Regions from separate parts of the Homo sapiens genome. Here region 1 is linked to region 2. A link is a contact called in ENCODE Hi-C or POLR2A ChIA-PET data. All regions are on one chromosome and are shown on one strand. Each heading gives the region's core, a stretch centred on a gene start or an enhancer-like site at or near the end of the contact. The rest is flanking DNA. Distances are from core to core; before and after follow the strand shown.

The links. A loop is a pair of places that touch in the nucleus more often than their neighbours do. ChIA-PET counts read pairs that join two places held with the same protein, here RNA polymerase II (POLR2A). Pooled maps may share reads with other maps.
Region 1: a loop to region 2 is called in a map of IMR-90, with 2.3 times the contacts of the local background. The contact joins two enhancer-like sites. A Hi-C loop is called at or near these places in 1 of 168 maps with a recorded cell type or tissue (IMR-90) and 1 of 50 pooled maps. POLR2A ChIA-PET finds 5 or more read pairs at or near these places in 2 of 52 experiments (A673 and activated CD8-positive, alpha-beta T cell).

Annotation. Positions count from the first base shown.
Region 1 is chr13:24,034,136-24,037,013 of GRCh38, reverse strand. It overlaps a transcript of SPATA13 not described here. Among named protein-coding and RNA genes, the nearest start is that of SPATA13, 130 kb to the left of the region's middle. Within about 2 kb of position 1,438, at least 3 of the 41 ENCODE cell types and tissues checked have a DNase peak (open chromatin) inside an H3K27ac peak, as active enhancers do.
Region 2 is chr13:24,147,530-24,150,229 of GRCh38, reverse strand. It overlaps a transcript of SPATA13 not described here. Among named protein-coding and RNA genes, the nearest start is that of SPATA13, 12 kb to the left of the region's middle. RefSeq lists an enhancer at 107-783. Within about 2 kb of position 1,294, at least 10 of the 41 ENCODE cell types and tissues checked have a DNase peak (open chromatin) inside an H3K27ac peak, as active enhancers do.

The sequences.
Region 1 (2,878 bases), core at 189-2,688, 110 kb after region 2:
TCAGGAGGTCAAAAGATTGAGACCATCCTGGCCAACATGGTCAAACCCCGTCTCTACTAAAAATACAAAAATTAGCTGGGCATGGTGGTGCACGCCTGTAGTCTCAGCTACTCGGGAGGCTGAGGTCGGAGAATCGCTTGAACCCAGGAGGTGGAGGTTGCAGTGAGCCGAGATTGTGCCATCTCAATCAATCAATCAATAAAAATTGACAGCATTTACTAAGGGCCAAATGAGTGGTACCGACAATAACGTTATTTGAATTGAGAAAAGTAAGAGATAATTGTTGTTTAGTAAGGTGAGAGCAGCCTTCACAGAAGAGATGCAATTTGTCTATGATCTCACAGAATTGCGAAGTTTTAGACAAGCAGGAAGGAGCAGGGAGGGCTGGGCTGCAAATGTCTTCAAGGCTCAGAGAGATCTCGTCCCTGGGTGTCTCCCTGTGGGCCCCAGGTGGCAGGGGAGCTAAAACATCCCTAAAAGTCACCTAAAGAACGTTCAGGTGTCTGTTCCAGATTCTACAGTGCACCTAACCAGTAAGAAACCACACTTGTCAAGAAACTCAAGCTAACCTGCTATTATCTAAAAAGTCTGCTTACATACTCCTCCTTTTTACACTTCCATACTTCTGTGAGGCCAGACATTCTTCCTCTACTTCAGCCATGGCAACACATTGTAACAAATTCAGCCTAAATGTAAGAACAGATAAGGACAGCCCAGCTGTCTTCCATTAACCCTGACGCCAGGGAGATTTGCAAAACACCAAAACACTGTCGTTCCTACTCATTGTCTTTGGGGCTTTGGAAAATATAGATACTTTCATAACAATATGGAATTTATGTAATGGAATTTTTATTGTGCTTTTAAAGTGAATATGTATTTTTGAAACTTCTCAATTTTAATTTCTAGTATTGTAAATATTAGTAGAACTAGTCCATCAGAAACAAAAGCTGCATAGGATCCTCAGGTTTTTTCTTTCTTTCTTTTTTTTTTTTTTTTTTTTGAGACAGGGTCTTACTCTGTCACCCAGGATGGAGTGCAGTGGCGTAATCTTGGCTCAGTGTGGCCTCAACCTCCGGGCTCAAGCGATTCTCCAGCCTTAGCTTCCTGAGTAGCTGGGACTACAGGCGTGAGCCATGATCACCCTGCTAATTTTCGTATTTATAGTAGAGATGGTTTTTTGCCATGTTAGCCAGGCTGGTCTCAAACTCCAGACCTCAAGTGATCCACCCGCCTTGGCCTCCTAAAGTGCTGGGAGAACAGGTGTGCGCCACCTCGCTCAGCCAGATCCTCAGTTTTTGAGAACATAAAGGAGTCCTGAGACTAAGAGTTTGAAGAGAACCATTGCTTTATATAAACTAAGTACAACTCAGTGACACGCCTCCTGTGAATCAGGTTTTTCTGGCTTGTTTTTCTCATGTTTGTTTCTTATTTTCTTCTGAGTTAGGCTGTGTGCCCAGGAACCCAGAAAACCAACCTGTCCTTGTGGCCTGTAAAGCTCCTAACATTCTGTTCCAAGTCTCCATGGCCAAAGCTCAACCAAGGGGTTTAAGAATACCATATAGGCCAGGCACAGTGGTTCACACCTGTAATCCCAGTACTTCGGGTGGCCGAGACAGCAGATCACTTAACCCCAGAAGTTCAAGACCAGCCTGGCCCACATGGCAAAACCTGTCTCTATTAAAAATATAAAAATTAGCTGGGTGTGTTGGTGCACACCTGTAATCCCAGCTACTCGGGAGGCTGAGGCACGAGAATTGCCTGAATGTGGGAGGTGGAGGTAGCAATGAGCTGAGATTGCACCTCTGCATTCCAGCCTGGGCGACAAGAGTGAGACTGTCTCAAAAAACAAAACAAAAACATATAGAAAGTAAACAATGCCCAATAAGTATAGGATGTTAATTTCTTAGACTTTTACTATGAATGTGATATTATTTGCCAGTTAACTCATGTCTTTTGAGATAAATGTTAAATAAATGAAAGTTGATGTGTCATGTAGAGCTTTATTTCTTGGCAAGAAAGCTGATGGGGTAAAGATGGCCACAGTTGCTTTGAACTCTCTCCATTGAGAGGTGGAGTTTATCTTCCGACAGCCTGAATTTAGCCTGGCCCTGTGAATGCTTAAGCCATAGATGATGGCAGAGTGGTGCTGTGCCCATTGTCAGCTCAGCCTCTTAGAAGACTGATGAGAGCTTTTGCTTCTGCTCTCTGGGGACAATCACTCCTAGGACTCTGCCTCTCAGCCCCTGCTGCTGTGCTGTGAAAATCCCAGGCCATACAAGCAGCCACGTGTAGGTGCCGTACCCACTGGCAGCTATGGGATTGAGCTGTCATGGAGGCTTCCACCTGGTGAACCTCCCAATGACTGTGGTCCAAGTGACATCACAAGACTAGGGCCCAAGTGACCTTGGTCCACGCATAGAACTCTGGGGAATAATAAAACGGTTGCCTTAAACTATTAAGCGTTGTCTGGTTTGTTATGCAGCAATATCTGTTATATATATATAGAATTTGGGAAGACACTGCTTGAATTGATCACTTTCTCTATTAAGACCTGTTAGGTACATTGATCAACAAGTGCTACAGACCCTGAAGTAAGCATTTTGCATTAAGTGATTGGACCCAACCAGTTTGATGGAAAATTTGGTCTCCTACCTCATTTTTGATCCAGAGCACAAGGGATTATTAACTTTCTTTTCCATTACACTCCTTCACTCAGCAAGCACTGTGTTGAGCGAAGGAGATTATCAGGTTATACAAAGAAGGTTCCCTGAGGTTTGAAATTTAGATTGCTGACTTTCCTACTTGAGTTCCCTTCTTGCCCAAGACCATAATTCCAGGAATTCCCCATCATCATCCCAGGAGTCTAAACAGTCTTTTA
Region 2 (2,700 bases), core at 45-2,544:
TGGAGAAGTGGAGGCTGTGGGAGGAGAGCACGGGAGACGGGCACTGTAGAGCCAATGTGTCTCAGGACAGAGGGTCTGGCCCACCATGTTCTAATGTGACTGTCCCCCATCAGTCCACCTAAGAATCTCAGCATTGCCCAGCTCCGTCTCCTCCAGGCTGCACACCTGGCCACCAGTCAGGCAGATACCAGCTTTCTGTGGGACAGTCCCCCGACTCTCCCATGCCCCACACTCTCCCTTCCCTCCCCACAGCCACCCTGTGGCACAGCAGCTCTCTCCCTCCCCGACAGCCCCTGGATGCAGGCCTTCCCATCTCTGTGTTCCTCCCCAACCACCTCCTGCTGCCCAAGAGCTCTTTCTGAAACACCCCCAACTCCTGTCAGGCCTCAGCACCCACACAACCGAGTTCAAGTTTCTTTGCATGTCATGCAAGGCCTGTGACAACCTGACCCGCAGCTCTCCAGCTCTATCCGCCCCGCAGGGCCTTTGTACAAGCCGCTCTCCCTCTGGGTTCTTCCCCACATGGGTGGGAGCTTTCCCGCCCCCATCAGCCATTTCCAGTGATTCAAATCCAAGCTTTTAGCTCCAAATTCAGGACGCTGCACTACACCACAGTGACAGAAGATCTAGGAGTGTTAGGTGGCCTCAGGGCATCTCTGATTCCTGAAAAAGTGGCAGCAGAACTCCTCTAATGAACACTAGAGTCAACCAGGGATTGTCTCTTCAGAGTCCACCCTTGGCCAGATTTGGACACAAAATTCTCACCAACAGAAAGGGAAGGTCCAGGAACAGAAGACAGGCAAAATGCCAGGGTGTTTTTCAAACTTCCGACCACAGCCCACAGTGAGATGCGTATTTCACCCCCACGATCTCACATATGAGAACATAAAGAGAATGACAAACGATGCCAACCTTTACTTCATGGGGTGTGTTCGGTGTTCTCTCTTCTCTCTTGGGTTGTTGTATTTAATTCTGGTGGAAATTTGCTAAATTCATTTCAGGACTCACTAATGAGATAAAGCCCATCACTGGAACACACTGCAGTGATCAGCAATGTGGAAAACGACCCAGTGTGATGGCAACAGGCAGGGGGCAGACAGGACGCCTCTTTCATCTGCCCCATGGCTTCTTCCTGCCCCCCTTTTGCCCACTACCTCCTTAGTCACAAATAAGTTTACCGTGACATTCAAATCCTCATTCTCCTTTGTTTGTGGACGGAGCCTACATTCCTCCAAGCCCAGTCACCAACCCTGAGTCACAGAGCCCTGCTCTCATGTGGCATGCATAGGAGAGCATTTCCTGGTATAAACAAACACTCATGGAAACCATGAATAATAAACAAGCCGCTCTACCAGAATGAACAGCAGCTCCTGTGTCCTTACTTCCCTTGTTCTACCCCTCCCTGCCTTCCTCAAGCTTTCCAGATCTCTCTGGACACACACTCATTGCTAGGACAGAATGCTCCTGTTTAGGTGTTTTACTTGTCTGATGTGTTTGGTCCATTAAGCCTTGTGTACAATGCCAACAGTTGTAGGCATAAGAAAAAGACTGAGCCAGTTCCTTGCAGAGATTCTCAACTCTTCAACCAAGTTCTCCCTCTGACTAAAAGCCTCTGGTCAACCATATTAAACTCCTAACGTATCACACTGGTTATGTGTACACCAAGGGCTTGTGTTTGATGCTTCAGGTCAGAAACTCCTGCAGGTACCCTGGGAGGCAGTGTTAAGGAGCAGAAAACTGAGATGGTTTCATTTTTCTGAGGTAATTAGGTAATACAGCACAGGGTTATACCCCAGCCTATTTATTCCAACCCTATGGCCATTTCTGCTCTGATGGGATGTATGCATTTCAGGAAAAAAAAATAAAAAAACAAAAAAGCCTTGTGTTCTGTGAAATTGTGCACAAAAGACAACGGGGCTCATGAAAGTAGGACTGAGACCCCTTGAACCCTGAGGACTTCATCACCAGAGCCCTAACAATAGTAACGATCGTAATCAAAAGACATAGGCAGTTGAAAAGGCACATTAGATTCCTAGCAAGGAACTACAACTGCAAATGCTGTGCAGGAATGTCTTTTAAAAATATGGGAAATGATATGATTCAACAATTTTACCCCTGGGTGTATGCGGAAAAGAACTGAAAGCAGGATCTTTAACAGATATTTGTACGCAACATAGTCATGGCAGCATTATTCACAAAAGCCAAAAGACAGAAACAACCCAGGTGTCCAGTGGTGGATGAATGGATTAAAAAAATGTGGTGTATACATACAATAGAATATTAGCCTTAAAAGGAAGGAGATTCAGACACATGCTACAACATGGATGAACCTTGAGGACCTTACGCTAAATGAAATGAACCAATCACAAAAAGACCAATCCCGTACGATTCCACTGATATGAGGTATCTAGAGCGGTCAAGCTCAGAAAAGGAAAGTAGAATGGTGTCTGCCAGGGGCTAGGGGTGTGGAGGGAACGGGGAGTTAATGTTTAATGGGTACAGGGTTTCAGTTTCAGCTCTGGAGATGGATGGTGGTGTTGGTTGCACAGCAATATAAATGTACTTAATAGACTTAAACATGGTTAAGATGGTACGTTTTGTTCTGTATATTTACTACAAGTTTTTTTAAAAGGTGTGGGTGGCTTCCTGGAAGGGGCTTAACAGCTTGAGAGTTGACCCTGCTGAGATATGAAGACAAGG